Regions from separate parts of the Mus musculus genome. Here region 1 is linked to region 2. Evidence: chromatin loops called from intact Hi-C (ENCODE). Cell type or tissue: left cerebral cortex. All regions are shown on one strand. Each heading gives the region's core, and the rest is flanking DNA. Links, peaks and the distances in the headings are about the cores only.

Region 1 (7,240 bases), core at 1-5,000, 59 kb after region 2:
GCCTCTGCCTCCCAAGTGCTGGGATTAAATGTGTGCGTCACCTTTTTTTTTTCAAGACAGGGTTTCTCTGTGTAGCCTTTGACTGTCCTGGAACTCACTCTGGAGACCAGGCTGGCCTCGAACTCAGAAATCCACCTGTCTCTGCCTCCCAAGTGCTGGGATTAAAGGCGTGCACCACCACGCCCGGCTTCTTTGGATCCCCTGGAACTAAAGTTACAAATGGCTTTGACTCACCATGTGGGTGATGGGGAATCGAACCCTGGTCCTCTGCAAGAGCAACAACAGTTCTTAACTCTTAACTGCTGAACCATCTATCCACCCCCATGAATCTACCTTCCTTTAACCTCCTCCTGTTTCCTTTCAGATTCCGCCTGTCTTTGCCAGAGAACAGCCAACGAGATGCTAAGGTAGGAATGCAAGCTCTCAGAGTACCCCGAGAAAGGCATGAGAACCAGAATTCCTCTGTACTGTAGCCTGTGCATGTTGCTGTCCATGGTTTCTCCACGGTTCTAAGTTTTAGCTTTGGAATTTATTCATTTATTTGGTTGATTTTACAGCACAGGGGATTGAACCTGGGGCCTTTATGTTACTCATCTATTTATAATTTAATCCCCTGAGCTTAGCAATATACTTTTACTCGTTTTAGAATATATTGGAGTATGTGTATGCTTTTGCAATGAGTTGGGGCTGCAAATAGTGAACCAATATATAGTGCATGAGTGAAAATAATAGAGAAAAACAACTGAATAGGCATTTGGGGCCGGGGTGGAGGTAGGGATCACTCAGGATTGCAGAGAGGATCTGCTGAAGCCAGATTCACTCAGCGCATTGGCAGCATGGTAAGCGGTAGGGAGTAAGTAGAGATGGCCATTGTTTCTCCATTTATCATAACTGATTGTGTGTCTCCGTCAAAGGATCATAAGCACAACAGCTTCATAGATTAAGTCTGAGGCCAAGCTGCAAGAGTGAAGTCTGCCTAGCACTTACTGGCTGTGTGCTCTTACACGGGCTAGCTTCTCATGAGGTAGTGCAGGGGACTGAATGAATTGTCACCACATCCAAGAGAAAGGTGGTGGTGGTAACACAGGACCAGGCCCGGGGATGTTAGTCAAGTCAGCGACTTTAGCCAAGTTCAAGACACATGGTCTTGATTGAGCGGCAAGCTCCATCCAGGTGTAAACAGTGGAACCATTGAGGCTGGGGGAGGAAAGGCTACAAGGGAGGGTCCCGAGATTAGGTATCAGTGGCAGTATAGTCCGTAAGCTGGAACGTAAGACATACCTATCAGGCAAGCTTCTGAAGTCTGAAAAAGCAGTATCAAAGTCAAGTGTGGTGATGCACACCTGTAATCCCAGCAAAATGCTTAATGTTGATAAGACAATGTGCTGACCATGGCATTTCAGAAAAAAAATGGCAATGATTTGTGGTTAGCACTTACATGATATTAATTTGTCTAGTTCTGACAACCACCCTGTAAGATGCTGCTGCTGATAACGGTGGTGGTGGTGGTGATGATGATGATGGTGGTGGTGATCATGATGATCATGACCATGATATCCTACAATTATCATCTTCATCTTAGAGTTGATGGAATTGAGACGCCAGGAGATTGAATAATGCTTCTAATATCACAAAATAACTGGGGAGAAATAAAACAAAAAGGATAAGCCTAGACAGACTGTCTTCAGGGTGGCCAAAAACTTTTTATTGATCCAGCTGTGGTAGCAAACACCTGTAGTCCCAGCATTGGAAAAGGCTAAATCTATTGATTTAGCTAAATCTACTAAGCATGAGTTCAGGAGCCAACCTAAACTATACAAGGACTCCCAAGTAAGTCTAAGTTATAGTGAGACCCTATCCCAGCAAACAAATCAAGAAGTATTCACTAAGTAAGTTGCTGTTCTAGATCCATTGACTTCGTCAAGATTTAATTTTGTATGTTTGCGTGTTGTGCCCATAAAATCCAGAAGAGAGTATCAGAACCCCCGGAGCTGGAAATAGAGACACCTATGAGCTACCTGACATGGGTGGTAAGAACTGGATACCTGTTCCCTGCAAGAGCAGTATGTGCTCTTAACCACTGAGATACCTCTTCAACTTTAATTTACATTTAATACCTGGATCTTTCCAGAAAGCAACACTGCCTAGAATACCCAAATACTAGGCTTTATTGAAGATAAAGGGGGTGTTTTAGTTCTGTGTTAGGTTCAGGGTATGATGCAGTGCAAAGGGAGGCCTGTGGCTGGGACTCCTGGTTAAACACAGGGAAGGCTAATACCTGAGGAGCCTCTTAGCTCTCCACAGTTTTACCTGGTCTGTACCTAAACTACTCCATGCGCTACTATCCTGGCTCTCTGTTCGCTATCACCAGTGTAGAAGGAACCAGAAGTGTCGTCCCTACTGGGAGGAAGGAACCTGGTGGCACTGCTTTCCAGAAAGCATCGTGTTCCTCCAGGGAAGCTCTGGTCATGGCTTTCTATCCAGCTGAATTCCAGGGACTCGCCCCAGCTGAGGCCTGCTGTTCCCAGGGATCCTGAACTTGGCACTGATCCAGTCCCTCTTTGCATTCCAGGTTGTGAGATTTGAGAATATCCTGTCTTCCATTCTTCACTTCGGCGTCCTCCCACTGGCCAACAGTAAGGGTTACTTTAAAAAAAAAAAAATTATGAGACTCTGGTATTGGCGACGCTTTGGGTTTTGTTTGGAATGTTTACCCTGATGCCTGCATGTTTAGAGTGCCATTGTGAATTTGGGTCAGAGACAGAACTTTACAGTGTACAGCATTAAGAGCTGAAGGAACAAGTTTCCCAGTTTATGCTTGTTAGCAGCAAGATCTACAAATCCAGCAAGAAAGATTAACTTGGCTTGAGTTAAAGAGATAAAATTTCTGTCTCCTCCAGGTCAACTAGAAAAGATATTATTCTCTGTCTTAGTTATGGTTTTCTTTATTGTGAAGAGACACCATGACCAAGGCAACTCTTATAAATGACAATACTTTATTGGGACTGGCTTACAAGTTCAGAGATTCAGTCATTTATCATCATGGCAGGAAGCATGGTAGCATCCAGGCAGGCATGGTGCTGGAGGACTTGAGAGTTCTCCATCTTGATAAGGCTGTAGCCAGGAGAGATTGTCTCATAGGCAGCCAGGAGGATGGTCTCAAAGCCCACCCCCACAGTGACACACTTCCTCCAACAAGGCCACACCTCTTAATAGTGCCACTTCCTGGGCCAAGCATATTCAAACCACAACAGGGATGGAAGTAAAAAATGACATTGAAGTTATCCTCTGGCCTCCACACATATTATATACATACACACACACACATACATATATATACACACATATGTATATGTATACGTTTGTATGTATATATGTATATGTGTATATATATATATATCTTTTATGAATATGTAGAAAATGAAAGACATAGTCAGGCAAGGCTAGTACTTAAATGAGAGAAAACAGAAAGTGTTTTGTTTTGTTCCAGTATCCAAATATATATAATTACGGATACTTTTAAAAATTAATTACCTTACATCTTTTTTTCTACATTGTAGCAAAACTGCAGCAAGGATTTCCTCTTCCCAACCCCTACAATATCTCATTCATCAATTCGGATATTGAAGTTCTTGAGGTAAGACTCGGAATCTCTTCTTCACTATTTATTTTCACAGTAGAGAAAGCTTCCTGTTTTGTTTATTACCTATTTTTTAAAAAGATTTCTTTATCTTATTTCATATGGATATGTGTGTACATGAGTCTATGGATTTATGCCACACTTATACTGGTTCCACATCAGATCTCCTGGAACGGAAGTTACAGGCAATCATGAGGCACACAATGTAGGTGCTGGAAACCACACCCAGGTCCTCTGTAAGGACAGTGAGTTCTCTTACCACGAAGTCTTCTCCTTTCCCTCATTGTGCTTTATTCTGCTTACCATGGAGTTTTACCAGCCATGGAATTTCATAAACAAAACACCCAGCTGTTAAAATTTATAAATAACAATGAAAAATGTAAGAGTCAGGCTAAGTCTAGCTTCACTCTGAGGGTTACATTTAATCACCCCTCAGTATAAGGAAAGCAAGTTTTAAAATGCTTTATTTCACCAGATATGAATCTCATTTTATGAGTGAAGAAAGTAGACCCAAGTAAGTGTAGTGTCTTGTGTAGAAAGGAAAATGGGTGATATATTAGTCATTTCTCTTGTTGCAGTGACTAAATGCCGGACAAAATACAACGTAGAATAGGAGAGAAAGGTTTTTTTTTTTTTTTTTTTTTTTGGTTTTGTTGGAGTTTTAGGTTTGTTGTTGTTTGTGTTGGTTTTTTGTTTTGTTTTGTTTTGTTTTGTTTTTGTGGTTTTGCTTTTGGCTTATAGCTCAAAAGGATACAGTCCACCACAGCAGGGAAAAGTGTGGCAAGAGAAACATCAGATACCTGGTTCCATTTCCTAGAAGTCAGGGAGCAGTGTACAGGAAATAGACCAAGCCATAAAACCTGAAGACATGCCCCACTGACCCACTTCCTTCAGCAAGATTTCATCTCCTAGGCTCCACAACTTTCCAAAGTAGTGTCACGTGCTGGTGGCCAAGTTTCTAAACACATGAGGCTGAGGAATATTTTGCATTGAAACCATGAGAGCTAAGTACTTTATTGGTTCTTTGATACTTTCAGCCAAAGGAACTTCAGGGCGTTCCCCTGAAGACAATCCTTAGGATGCGACCGATTGAAGGCTACTTTCTGGGAGATTCTAACTAACTACATAGCACTGCTGCCTCTTCTCTGTGTTTTGTTTTTTTGTAGTTTGGGAAAGTAGAAATATATTTCTACTTTCAGAAAGCATCTCCCACCTGCACACTAGTGGACACTTCCTCATAGCTCCCAGACTCCCTCTTTTTCACTCCCCACTACCAATGTCATATCTAGGGACAGTAATCCAGAATGGCCACTTCTTGCATCAGTGGCCCTCACATAGGGATTGAGAAAAGTTTGATGCTTTCAGGCCTGGCAAAGAAACTTTCCTCTCTCATGCAAACCCAGATATGGCCTTAATTTAAAATTGTCTTTATTCTGCCTTCCTCTCAGGGTTACCTTCTGGTTTCTAGTGACCTGGCATATGACACATCCTCAAAGCCACAGCCAAATCTGAACAGCTGGGGGGATCTGAACCTAGTACATAGACCATGGAGAGAACAGCCAACCCATTGATGGCCCGCTCACAATACACCCCAGGAAGTAAACAGCCTTCAGTCCCCCAGAAACCAGAAACCTGGAAGATGAAGACCGTGCATCCTGGATATTAAAGCCCTTGTGGAAAAGGTCTCCTTCTGGAGCCCTGAGAGACCTAGAGTAAGGTCGACAGTTAAAATGATGAACAGGAACAAGGTAGTGGGAGTGGGGTCTGTGTATGTGAGCATGTGTAAGCACATTGTGTGCCTGTGTTTAGCCTTTGTGGGAAAGAGTAAGGCATGTGGATCCGACCAGGTGGTAAGGTTGTAAGGAACTTGTCTGTATTTGCATTGGTAGGTGTGTGTGTGTGTGTGTATGTGTGTCTGTGTGTGCCTCTGTGTGTGGTGTGTATCTGTGTGTGTGTGTGTCTGTGTCTGTGTGTGTGTCTGTGTGTCTGTGTGTGTCTCTGTGTCTGTGTTTGTGTCTGTGTCTGTGTGTGTGCCTCTGTGTCTGTGTGCCTCTGTGTGTGTATGTATGTGTGTGTGTGTGTGTGTGCCTCTGTGTGTGTGTCTGTGTGTATCTGTGTGTGTGTGTGTGTGTAAGACTATGTCTGCTCTTTAGAGACTTTCTACTTTTATTGGACTTTATGTTTTATGTTTACTATTACTGTCCTGTGCTTAATTAAAATTGTTTTCTAACGATGTCAGAATCTATGTGTGAAAGCTCCTGTCCTGAATTTATTTTAATAAAATATGACAGAAAAATGGAAAAGACTTAATTTTTTTAAAACTTCGGCAAAGACTGAAGTTCTACAAACACCAATACTAAAAGGGAGCCGAGAGCCCCTTAAATCTTTCCTATGGTTGTCCTGTGTCATTTGTTTATGTTTGTGGATGTGTCCTTTCAGTGATTGGATGAAATGAGGGCTGGAGAGATGGCTCAGCAGTTTAGAACATTGACTGCTCTTCCAGAGGTCCTGAGTTCAATAACCAGCCACCACACGGTAGCTCACAACCATCTGTAATGGGATCTGAGGCCCTCTTCTGGTGTGTCTGAGGACAGCTACAGTGTACTCACATAAATAAAATAAATAAATCTTTTTTTAAAAAGATTGACTGAAATGGTAGTGCAGCTTATTAAACCTAGGCAGTTCACAGTTGACATTAGTGTCATTAATCAGCAGGGTGAGACTGGACAGGGGAGCAGGAGAGTGGGACAGCCAGGGTGGATATGTAAAAATGAACAGAAACCACACCCTTTGCTTAACTCCTTAGGTTACTGGGGGATAGAAGAGGGCTGTATAAGTACTTAACATCCTGGTCTAGTTACTCCTCCAGTTTCATGTCTGTGACCTTCAGAGCCACTATGAATAATTATGATCCCATTTCATAGAAGTGAAAACAGAGGAATGTATCACACAAAGGTGGTAATGGCATAGGCGGAACCTGAACCCAAGTCTTCCTGATTGCTATGGTGGTGTTTTTCACAGGGTAGGACTATCCTGCAAATCACTGCCAGCTTTCTTATCCCAAGAGCAAGAGTCAATTAAGTTTAAAGGTACAGACACAGGACACAGTCCAAACAAAGCTATGGAACACAGTGATCCCTGAAAGAGGGATTTATCCATCTTTGTAGGGAATTGCTGGCCAGAGCAGATTTCCTTCACAAGCATTTGTAGAAATAAATGATACAGTGTTGTGATATGCTTCTTTTGGATGCTCATTTTGTAATGGAGTGTTTGTTGTACATCTTCAATCTCATTCTGATACATTGCAAACGTCATTAGTATTTTATCTTGCTCAGCTGTTTCACTAATGTTCATGGGGCATGAACTCCAAACTGTATGTTCTATATAGCAGTTGACCTGATCCAGGGTGAAGAGGTTTCAGGAGCAGCTCAAAAACATTCTTAAAGCAGTATGTCTTCAATAGCAGCAGTCAGGAGACATTGGCAAGGGTATCTGTGAGAGTTCGAAGCCAACCCGGATACATAGGCTCACCAAGGCTAAGTATCGAGATCTTACTTTAAAAAAGGGGGGGGGGTGAAGGGAGGGAGGGAGAGAGAAAGG
Region 2 (11,028 bases), core at 3,086-8,085:
TAGTCTGAGCTATATGACAAGACAAAACAAAAACAAACAAACAAACAAACAAAAATTAAAATTTAAAAGACTACCTAAAAGATGTTGCCGCTCAGCACGATATAGCTGTCCCGTAGGAGGCTCTGCCAAAGCCTGACCAATACAGCTGACTGAGCACAGGGACCCCAATGGAGAAGTTAGGGCAAGGACTGAAGGAGCTGAAGGAGTTTGCAACCCCATAGGAAGAACAATAATATCAACCAACCAGAGCCCCCAAAGCTCCCAGGGACTAAACTACCAACCAAAGAGTACACATGAGGGGACCCATGGCTCCAGCTGCATATGTAGCAGAGGACTGCCTTATGGGGCATCACTGGGAGGGGAGCCCCTTGGTCCTGTGGAGGCTCAATGACCCCAGATAGGTAGGGGAATGCTAGAGCCCTGAGGCAGGATTGGGTAGGCGGGTGGAGGAGCACCCTCAGAGGCAGGGGCCAAGGAGAGGGAGTAGAAGGTTAGTAGAGGGGAAACTGGGAAGGGTGATAACATTTGAAATATCAATAAATAAAATAACCAATAAAAAAACTTTTAAAAAAGATGCTACTGCTCAAAACATTTCTATGATTTTCTTTGAACAAATTACCATATTAAAAATATTAAATATATCAAGTCTAAATTATGAAAATAATCTCTTCACTTTTCCCCATTATCCTACTTTAGCCATTTATTACTTAGTAGCATGGGACAAAGCGTGTAATTTTTAAAAAAGCATTACCCTAAACTGCTAACTACATACCCACTGAAGGCTTATCAAACCATATCCCTAAGTCCAAGAAGCTCTGGTACCCTCTGATATGAGTGTTTATCATCTTCCATGTGCGAGAACAGAAAAAAGCTAAGCATTACTTCTACGCAATCCTGTACAGGCCACTGACAAAAAAATGAAAGCAATTGGCTAAATTGCATTCCACCTCCTGTCAGGTCTGATACAGGTTATCCCTTGCTGTCATTAACAGTAACTCCCAAGAGCAATGAAATAAAACTAACCTATATTTAGTTATAAAATAAAATTCCTCTCCTCTGGTTTTGAGTCTTACCCATCCATTTATCTTCCTTTTCCACAGTTCCCTTCTATACTGAACTTGCAGATCATACAGATTCAAGGACTCCAAGCTCAGCACCCCAGCAAGGTTTCATAGTCACCCCATAAAAACCTTACAAGACAAACGGTATGCTCTTAGAATTGCTCTTAGACCTGGAATCACTACCTTCAGGCAGGCACTCTCTGAAAGAGCCAGCCTGTCAGTAAAAACAGAGTCTGGAGTCAAGTTTAAGTATGCAGCCACATATGCTTATCCATCGCACACATTGCCCTATGAAGCAGAAACACACAGAGATACAAGAATGATTTGAAAGACAAATTAAAATTACTGTATGTGGAAATTATTTTAACAATTTATGAACCTATTAAGTATTTTAATAACCACCTATTCAGAATATCTGCCTATTCTATGTCATGGATCAATGTTTAAGGCTTGCAAAAGAAATTAAATTGGGTTGATAAGAATAAACAAAAACGGCTAAGAATGGTATATGTTGTCAGTATTAATTGTTTTGTTATACAGAGAAACCCTCTCTTAAAAAAACTAAAACAAATAAAGAATCATTTCACAAAAAATATAAAACAAATAATTAGGGGCTGGAGAGTTGGCTCACTGGAAAGGCACTGGCTGTTCTTATAAAAGTCCTGAGTTCAACTCCCAGCAACTACATGGTAGCTCACAACCATTAATAATGGGGTGTGATGCTCTATTTTGACTATACACATTAATAAATAAATCTTAATAATAATGATGATAATAAGGAACTTACAAAGTAACAAAGATCACCATTAAATGTTTAAATTGCTGAACTACAATTAGCAAGGACTCTGGAATACAGACAGAAGTACAAACAGGAAAAAGAGAGTCAGCAAGGGCCCCAGGCCACATCTTCACTGGTCACAAGGTCAGCAGGTTGTGCACTTGTGTGAGTATGAAAATGGAAAAATGGGAAGGATCGGGAATCTGTACTAACTAGAGACAGGAAAAGAACAGAAAGTAAACCTGGAGAGGTAGGGTGGGACAATAAGGGATTTTTCTCCTCTGTGAAATAACACAGAATAGAAAAATTAGCGTCAAAAGAGACAGAGGTAGTACAGAGCAAGAGAATGCCACAATGAAGATGCAGGAAGCAGACAGCCTGAAAAGTAGAGTAAAGAACAGACTGGCAGCCTGTGGTATAAGAAGTCACTAGGCACAGGAGACCAGTGGTCCTCTGAGGAGCAGAAGAGCTCCTGTGGGGGGGCCATGCAAGTTAGAGTGCTAGCATATTAGTGCAGACATTCAGCAGTTTAAAAAAAAAAATGTTCAAGCAGGGCAGTGGTGGGCACACCTTAAATCCCAGTACTTGGGAGGCAGAGGCAGGCCAATCTCTGAGTTTTAGGCCAGCCTGGTCTACAGAGTGAGCAGCAGAGAATAGCCAGTACTACAGAGAAATCCTGTCTTGACAAACCAATCCAAATCAAACCAAAAATGTTCACAAAGGGCACAGTCTACAGTTTACTGATGCTAGTCATGCTGACTGGTGTAGAATTCCTCTGAAGAATCAATATACCTTATCAATTACTCTATCCCATCTCTTCATCTACAATACCCACCATACTGTCATCAGTCCAGGCATCAAATGGGGTGGCCTGTCCTTGGGATGAATCAGTCCCTTGTTCATCTGGGATGTTAGTCTGACTTGGGGTGGCAGCCAAAGAAGGTTGGTCATTATCCTGGAGTGAGGAATGCTCTGTATCTGTAGATGAAGGTAAGTTAGGTGCCGGCATGTCATCTTCAAGAACCAAACATATCAAGTCCCCAGAAACAATCCCATATGAAGCCAAGGTCTCTTCATCTCCAGTGAGGGCATCCTTGTTGTTCAATGTAATTGCAAATCGGGTATCAGAACTGCCAAGAAAGATGGATGAGCATAGTAAGAGCTACCTACCAATATTCCAAATAATACATTTGGAATACATTAAAGTACATGCTATGTTCCCAAAAGCTCTATATAATATTTTAAAAAGAAAGAAAGAAAGAAAAAGCAGGAGACAAAATTACTTGTTCTCATCAAAAGCCTGGGTCATAGACTTGTAACTGGAGCTTTAGTAGGCAGGGAGGCGAATCAGTAACCTACACTTCACCAATTCTAAAGCACAGACTTTGCAGTACTCATCATCTCTGACCATGAGGAGCTTCTTAAACTTAACACATCAACCAGTTTAACCCACAGCTTTGCTTCCAGCTTTCCATCGTGCTGGGGCTTCAAACTCCAGTGTCAGGCTGGTGCATCAAACGCCTCAGCCAACCCGCCAACCCCCAACCCCATTCATTTTTCTTAAGACACATCCATTAAAGAGACATTACTGGAGTTAAAACTATTCCTACTCCTCAGGAAATAAGATGCTCTGATGCTTGCAAAATGTTCTGGTCAACAACAAGCTGAAAACCTGCCAGGGGCCCAGGGACACACCATGTCAACCTTGGCAGAAAGGGGACTCCCCAAGCAAACAATTCGTTCTGTAGATGGGATAAGGAGCGGTCTGTTTAACAGAAATGCCAGTTTTCCCTCCCACTTTTCTGAAGTGTTTTCCAAGGCCCTATTTTCTGTCATTTTGGGGGGTCAGGTGATTTTACCAAAAATAATACAATTCCAGAAGCTTGCATATATACATATATGCAATCTTTGATCTGCTTACTAGAAAATACTCTTTAAGAATAACAAATGTGTCACATGAACACATTTTAAAGCTTCTCTTCTGTTCCCTAAATGAACAAAATTTCAGAGAAATGAGTTTACTTTCACAAGCTGAGGCTTAAATTCCATCCACCTAACCAACTGCAACTGTGAAAACAGCATGCAAGAGAAACAGAGCTCTTGGGTTTCCAACCCTTTCAAAACTGCCCTGCTTAACTGAGAAGTAAGACTACTTGTAAATACCTTAAAAATTGAATTCTCAAAGTGTGAGGAGAGATAACTGTTATCAACATTGAAAACACTTGGTTTTACACCAATAAGTAACATGTGGGTAGGTCACCATTATATGGAAATATATATTATATATAATACAGCAACATATTTTCTTTTAATATGAAAAAATGCTCTTTTTTTAATGGTTTGGCTAACATTATTATCTTATTAGACAGGGTCTCACAATGTAACACTGGCTGGTCTGGAACTTGCTATGTAGACCAGGCTGACCTTGAACCCTGCCTCTTCCTCCAGAGCGCTAGAATAAAGGTGTAGCTCAGGCTCACTTAATGGGGGGATGGGAGCAGGGAGGAAGGGTGAAAAAATCTATTCAGGGTCTCACTTTGCTTAACTCCCTACAAATAAAGTGAAAAGGCTTATTTAAAATGCCAATTAATGGGAAACGTTTTTCTTTGAAAATTTTTCCCTTTAGAAGCCCCAGAGCCCATCTTTTTAATTTTTTTTTTCTTCACTAGTTCAAATTTCTAGCTCAGCACTTGAAGTGGGTCGTCCATACAGTTATCTCTCTATGTCCTGAAACTATCTTCTGCAGAAACACAGACGCTTCATCTGCAAAAATTAGTAATAGAACCCCATAAATTAGTAATAGAACCTAATCCTTTTTCAACTTGCCATGAAACTGTAAGCTCTCTAGGGTCATGCCTCTATTCGTGAAAAAAAAGCAACATTCTCACCCAGAGAATGCCCGCTGACAGGCGTACTTCCTGAACCCTTACAGTGAGAAAGTGAGAAAGTTACAGTTAGGTGCAGTCTGCCACTTGCACGCTCAGCTGTTTTTAAAGTTACTGTAGCCTTGGGCAGTGGCACAAATTACAGTGACCTAAGGTGTCAAGACTTTTGTCACCTTGAGCACGATGCTTTTCCGATTTAACCACTGAACTATCCCAACCGCAGAGGTAAACTCAAGTTAACACCGGGAGATTTAACGCAAGCCAAGCTTCCCGAGTTCCCTTCCCGCCCTCGGGGCCGCAGCGACCGAAACCCCGGAAGTGACTACTCACCGGGGAGGACAGCGGCACCCGGGGGAGGCTGGGCCATGGTCTCTCGGAGCCGGACCCCGGCCAGCACCCAGCTGCCGAGCGTCACAGTCACAGGCGCCCAGTGCAGCTACACCCGGGAGGCCCGGGCCTCACGTGACCGCTCGAAGCGCGCCATCCCCCGAGCCCCACGACAGCGACGCGGCTCACCTGAACCCCAACGTGGGCAGCAGGACCTGGCTGAGGTGCGCGCGCAGCTGCCCGAGCGTTGGCTCCGACTCCGGCACCTCGAGCGGCTGGGTCCGCTTCTGAAGCCGCACGCGCAGCTTCATGGCGAGAGTCGGACCGCAAGCTTCGGTCGGCCCCGGGAAGAAACCGAAAGCAAGGAGCTCCGGGCCTGCGCTCCCGAGGAATCCCCAGCGCTCGCCGCTCGGTCGACTACGCCCCCTAGAGCCTTCCGCTCGAGCGGAGGGCCGAGCGCCTGCGCTTCCCTATCGCTGGCTCGGCGCGCGACATCGCCACCTGGAGGCGAGGCGCGCACGGCGCAGGCGCTGGGTTTGCTTGGGCGCACTTGAGTCTCTACGCTTCTGCTTCTGCTTCTGCTGGGGTGAGCGAGTTTGTTCCTTCCCTCCCAGCAAGCAGGATCTTTAGCTCTGGAAGGAATGCTGCCAACAGTGTGGAGACATGACAGACGGCCCTAACCTGATGTCACTGGTTTCCGTGCCCAGAAATGAACTGCTCTATCCCTGTCATTAGAGTGCTCAGACCTGCCTGAGAAATAATGTACACAGGTCCCCTGTGATGACTAAAGAAAGTTAATGTGGAGCCAGGGATCCCTTAAGGGCTGTTGGATGCCTGGGAGGTACTAGAGACCTGCAGGTGAGATAAGAATAGGATAATGGCTGTGAGGATAGTAACTGCTGCCTTTGCTTCTTTAAAACTCACTATCGCTATGGGAAAGGGATGAAATGATCTTTTAATTACTATATAGCGGGAAGGTGAGAAACAACTGAGGAAAGTAAAACAGTTTTCCTGCCCAGCTTGTATTTCGTGGTAAGTTGTAATATACACCTTTCTGATGTCCAATTTAAAACCCCATCTTATCCTTAGTCCCCCTTCCCTATGGAATGCTGTTTGGGCTCTAAAGCTGCCTTCCTTCTGCTAGCAGTAAGCATAAACTCATTTTAATATAAATTTGAATTGAGCCTAAGTCTTTGGTTTCTCCCAATGGATTTGAAGGCCACAACAGTATAGCTCTTCACTTCTCACGATAAATCTTGATAAACCAGACTGCCTCCATCTCAGGCGTAAAAGCCATCTTATAGTAAAGACAAACTAGGTTTCTCAAGGATTGGGCTATGTCCCACCTGTAACCTTAGCTACAAATGGCTCTGTACTGCCCCATGCCTTTATTTTAAAAGGTTATTATGGTGACCCTGTTGTAACCACCTTGCAACCATGTCTTTGTTTCAAGAGGCTGTTATGACCAACTTGGTATGCTTATGTTCTGCTTCGGTAATACATGCCTATTTGCCTGCCAAATCCTCATCTGGAAACCCCCTACTCCTGAACTATTACAATCTTACCTTACCTATGTCCAGCCCATGTATACATACCAAGAAAAGCTTGATTAATTAATTTGGCCATGATGGTTTGGGGTTGATGGTCTTTCTCCTCGAATCTGTGGGACTGATTTTTTTTTTTCCTGTGGGATTAACAGCATTTACTTCCTTTCTTCCTTGGCGCTGCCCTTAGGAACTTGAAGCTGAAGCCAACTCCTTTAGCCCCTTCATGTTACCACAAAATTTAAAGCAGCTTTTAGTTGTTACACAGTGTCTTAGTAAAATCTTTTGCTGCATATCAATTGTCCTCCAAAGCTTACTAACCCACATCAATAAACATTTGTCGACCCACAAATTCTGTAGATTGGGAACTTGGGTACAGGGTGGTTAGGTAATTCTGTCTCAGGGTCTCTTGCCAGAGCTGCCTGAAGACTTGACTACACATATCATCAAACGATTGGCCCCAGTTTTTCACAGATTTTTTTTTTCCAGAAATCTACTTGAATGTCCACATAACATGATAATTGGATTCCCTGAGAGTAAGCGACCCAAGCATTACCAAGACAGAAACTGTGAAGTCTTTTACAACATAGCCTCAGAAGTTACATATTTATTTCCATCTTTTTTTTTTTGCTACAAGCCAACATTTTAGTATAAGAATATCAAACCAAAAGCATGAATACTGATAAATAAATCAGATTGGTTTGAGACTGGTTGTAATAGAAAACCAATCTTTATGAAAGAGGATATTCTTGAGCTGGGCAAAAAGTTTGAGACACATTCTAGAATACATGAGAAGCCACTGGAAAGTTGTGAGGGGGTCTCCAATATCACGGTCTTTAGTTCTAAACAGTGGAAATTGACTCTGGGCAACTACCCAGGAAGGGGTGAATTAAAGGGATGATATATGGCCCAGCAGATTCTAGGAAGGACTGGAGAAAACTTATAACCACACTGAAGACGTGTCCTGATTAGGAATATATCAAAGTTGGGTCTGCGGGAAATTGCTGTCACCACTGCTAGGGAGGACTGGGGAGTGACTGACCCTGTCTCTGCTACCCTCAGATTCCTTGTGGGTTTTGCTCTGTCCTGCACCAACAAAATGACAAGCTTCCAAAAGATTCTGTTTTCTCACCTTACTTCCCAATCAAGGGTCTATATGGGGTGCAATCTGACTAAGGAAGTTTGGGCCCCATACCTGAGTCCTCACTGCAAAAGAAACTGAAAATCAGAATCTGACTCCTTTTTAGGAGCTTATTAGAATTTCCCCAGAAGTGTAAGGAAGGTGTTCAAAATTTGAGAAGAAGCCATGAATTTGACAGATGTGCACTACTAGGGCCATGCTCTAATCTGAAGTATATATATGACTTATAAAAAGGGTTGGCGGGGGAACTGTTGTGGTAAATCTCCAACCCAAATATGCCCTGGCAATGAAAACACAACTCAATTAATATGAATACATGCTGTGCGCCAAGACTGGGCAGATCTACCGCTACACTACCATCTTTTCCATAGAAGAGACCACTTAGAACTTTTGGTTTCTCCAAGCCAAGTGCTTCTTCTGCTCCACTTTCCTTTTTCCTCCTCCTCTCTTTCTCTCCCAAAACCTTCAGCCCCACCTTCCCCTCTTACTCTGCCCAATCGCTGGCTCTAGCCTTTATTTTATAAATTAAGGTGGGAAGAAGGTTTACAGGAAATCACCAGAGTGCTGACTCATTCCTTGTTCGCAGCCCCTCACGGGAGAATGGAATTAACATCAAATGTAATTAGCCCCAGGGAACACCTGTAGGGCCTTAGCATTGTCTCAGGGGCCAAGGGGACTTGCTATGCTTCTTGCTATGCTGTGGATTTAATTGTCAGCACCCACAATGCTGCTCACAGCCATCTGTAACTCCAGTTCTCGAGGATCCAGTGCTTTCTTCTGGCCTCTCTGGACACCAGGCAAGCCACGTGATCCACAGACATGCAGGAAAAACACCTACAGACATTAAATGTTTTTAAACTTTAAAATAGGGAATCTGTCCAACTCATTGTAGGTGGGGTATCTGTATAGATTGTTTGGGCTTAGGTTGGGAATATAGTTCAATGGGTAAATATTAGGTCTCAAGGAAAACCCCACGCATCCCACATCCCAAAAGAGCAGGCCTACTAACTTGGTCCACAAGGACCATCTTGGCTCAGATGATGCTGGACAGTAGGATTTGCTGGCCGACTCCTTCAGCATTCCTCAGAAATTTGTGAAATGGGTCTGCTAAAAAGGAGTCATTTCCATTAACCTGCCCTTCACTCTGGCAAAAGGGACCAACTGACATATACCTGTATTTGTATATCAATGCCCATACAGGCCTTCTGGCCAGTTCAGTCCCTATTCACACATATTGTTATGCATTGAAAAGCCCATACTAGCATCCTGGCCCCTTTCAGCACTCTAAAATCATAGGCTGTTCCAGTTCATAGTTTCCCTTCCTTGGGCTACTCATCCTCCTTATAACTAGAATGGTTTTCCCATGCTCCACTACCCTAGCTCTAGCCATGCCCCATCTGGTCTTCTTTCTTCTCTCTGCTTCTGACTCTTGCAAATGCCTGTGGATCTCCTTTCTCTCTTACAATAAAAAGCCTTCCTCTTCATAACGGAGCAGACATTTGTGTGATTTCTTTGCTGTCCCTCTGATGACAGTAAAGTGCTTGCCACACATTCACAAAGCCCTGCGCTTCATCAGCAACACCGCGCAAGCTAAATATAATGGCGCATGCCTTAGTCCCAGCACTTGGGAGAGGTGGGAGACTCAGGAGTTCAAGCTCACCCCTGGCTGCTTACCAAGCCCAAACCAATTTAGGTTACGTGAGACCTGATATAAGTAATAGCCAGGCATAGTGGTGCCTGCCTTTAACCACAGCACTCGGGAAGCAGAGGCTGAGCCATCTCTATGGCTTCAAGGCCAGCCTGATCTACATTCCAGGCCAGCCAAGGAGAGCTCTTGTCTCATTCATAAATAAATAAAAAGCAGACACTGGCCACCAGGTTCTCCCAGCACCCATTAGCCCCTCCCTGTCACAGGGCCCTCATGGTTTCCCACCTCCTACATGAACTCTCCAGCCCAGGGGCTGGGCTGCTCTTCCCTATATAATCCAACCATTTTGGTTACCCACCCTCTTTGTATGTTTGGGCCTCCTGGCTGCTGCTTCTGGTTCCCCTGTGCCTCCTCTCCCTTCCCCTGCCCCTTCCACATGGCACAGGTCAGCGTGATCACTGTCTACTCTGGCTATGTCCCTGTCTCTCCCATATATCTGCAATAAAGTTCCTCCTCCATAGTGAAAAGTAGTCATTTTTCCTTTTCCTTTTTATTTCTTTCTTTCATTCAATAAATAAATTTGTTCTGTCTTAGTCTACATAGGGCATTTGTCTATTTCTTCATTCAATCACTTAGGTTAGCATGAGCTTATAAATACTTACTTGACAGTTGGCATCATAGTCTAATACTAATTCTTCATTACTGCCGCTGCTGCCCAGTGTTACCCACTGGAAGAGTCTTCCATTGGCTCTTGTATCCATTTTCCATCTCTGGATTTTTCCTTCATTTGTTTTATTCAGTTCCATTTTCTAAGCATTTTCTTACTTTCTACAACCATGAAGTGCTGTGGGTTAATTTTGAATGTTTCCTGCCCTAGCACCAAAAAATATTAACCCATACCCTATGCATGGACTAGACTACACAGTGGGTCTATAGATGCCATTGCCTTTAGACTTACACACTCCATTCCTTACAGGTAAAGTCTGTACCTTTTCCACCAAAACTCTTCAGTTATGCTATTTCGAACATTTGCAACCTCCAAAACAAAGCATGGAAGAGAGATGGAGATGATGCCAACGGGCAAGGTCATCCTACCGGACTGCAGAGTCACTTATCTCTCTTAAGAGCCAAGCAAATTCCAGGCAGCTTCCTCCAGAAGTAATTTAAAACACAAATCTGTATTGCTCACACAAATTCAATTAGCTAGTGAGGAAACCAGATGGGTTACCAGGTAACAGCATTCTTCTCTCTACCTGGCCTTCCACATACCCTGAACTGTGGGTTGCCCTTCAGCAACCTTCCTAAAGCAATAGCCTAAGAGATGCCTAGACGCATAGCACCCACATCCTGAATGTCAGCCCTGATGCCAAGCTTCATTTCAGCCTTGACCTCAATGTCTTCATCTGTAGCATGGAGATAGTATTTGTTCCTTGCATGGTTTTGGCGGGGGTTAGGGAGTTCATATATGAAAAGCACCCAAAGCAAAACAAATACATGATAAATATTAGGTCTCATTTCGAATACCCTTTATGTCTCCTTTGGGGGTTCCTTTTTAATCAGACTTCATTAGCATAAGTGCTGGGGAGACAAGGAGTGAAGCTTGACTTTTGCCTCCAAACTGCCCCTCTGGCTCTTCCTTACCCC

The links. Hi-C counts contacts between places; a loop is a spot of excess contacts. Peaks named below come from ENCODE experiments on the same cell type or tissue, not always from the same donor. Only the 100,000 strongest peaks of a DNase experiment are listed, where the experiment ranks them.
Region 1: it touches region 2 in a loop (3-fold over the local background); 10 of 42 quality-filtered maps call a loop at or near these places.

Annotation. Positions count from the first base shown.
Region 1 is chr10:85,958,390-85,965,629 of GRCm38, reverse strand. Bpifc (BPI fold containing family C) reads left to right here. Exons shown (of 16, transcript NM_177772.4): 13 at 365-407; 14 at 2,573-2,636; 15 at 3,561-3,637; 16 at 5,089-5,939. The coding sequence ends at 5,211. Among named protein-coding and RNA genes, the nearest start is that of Rtcb, 4.2 kb to the right of the region's middle. In left cerebral cortex, for the core only: no CTCF peak of the experiment used is centred there; no DNase peak of the experiment used is centred there.
Region 2 is chr10:86,016,357-86,027,384 of GRCm38, reverse strand. It overlaps Fbxo7 (F-box protein 7), which reads right to left and starts at 5,456. Exons shown (of 9, transcript NM_153195.2): 1 at 5,241-5,456; 2 at 2,675-2,969. The coding sequence starts at 5,362. In left cerebral cortex, for the core only: a CTCF peak has its summit at 5,531 (motif pointing left); a DNase peak (open chromatin) is centred at 5,423; H3K4me3 peaks cover 1,620 bases; H3K27ac peaks cover 1,056 bases.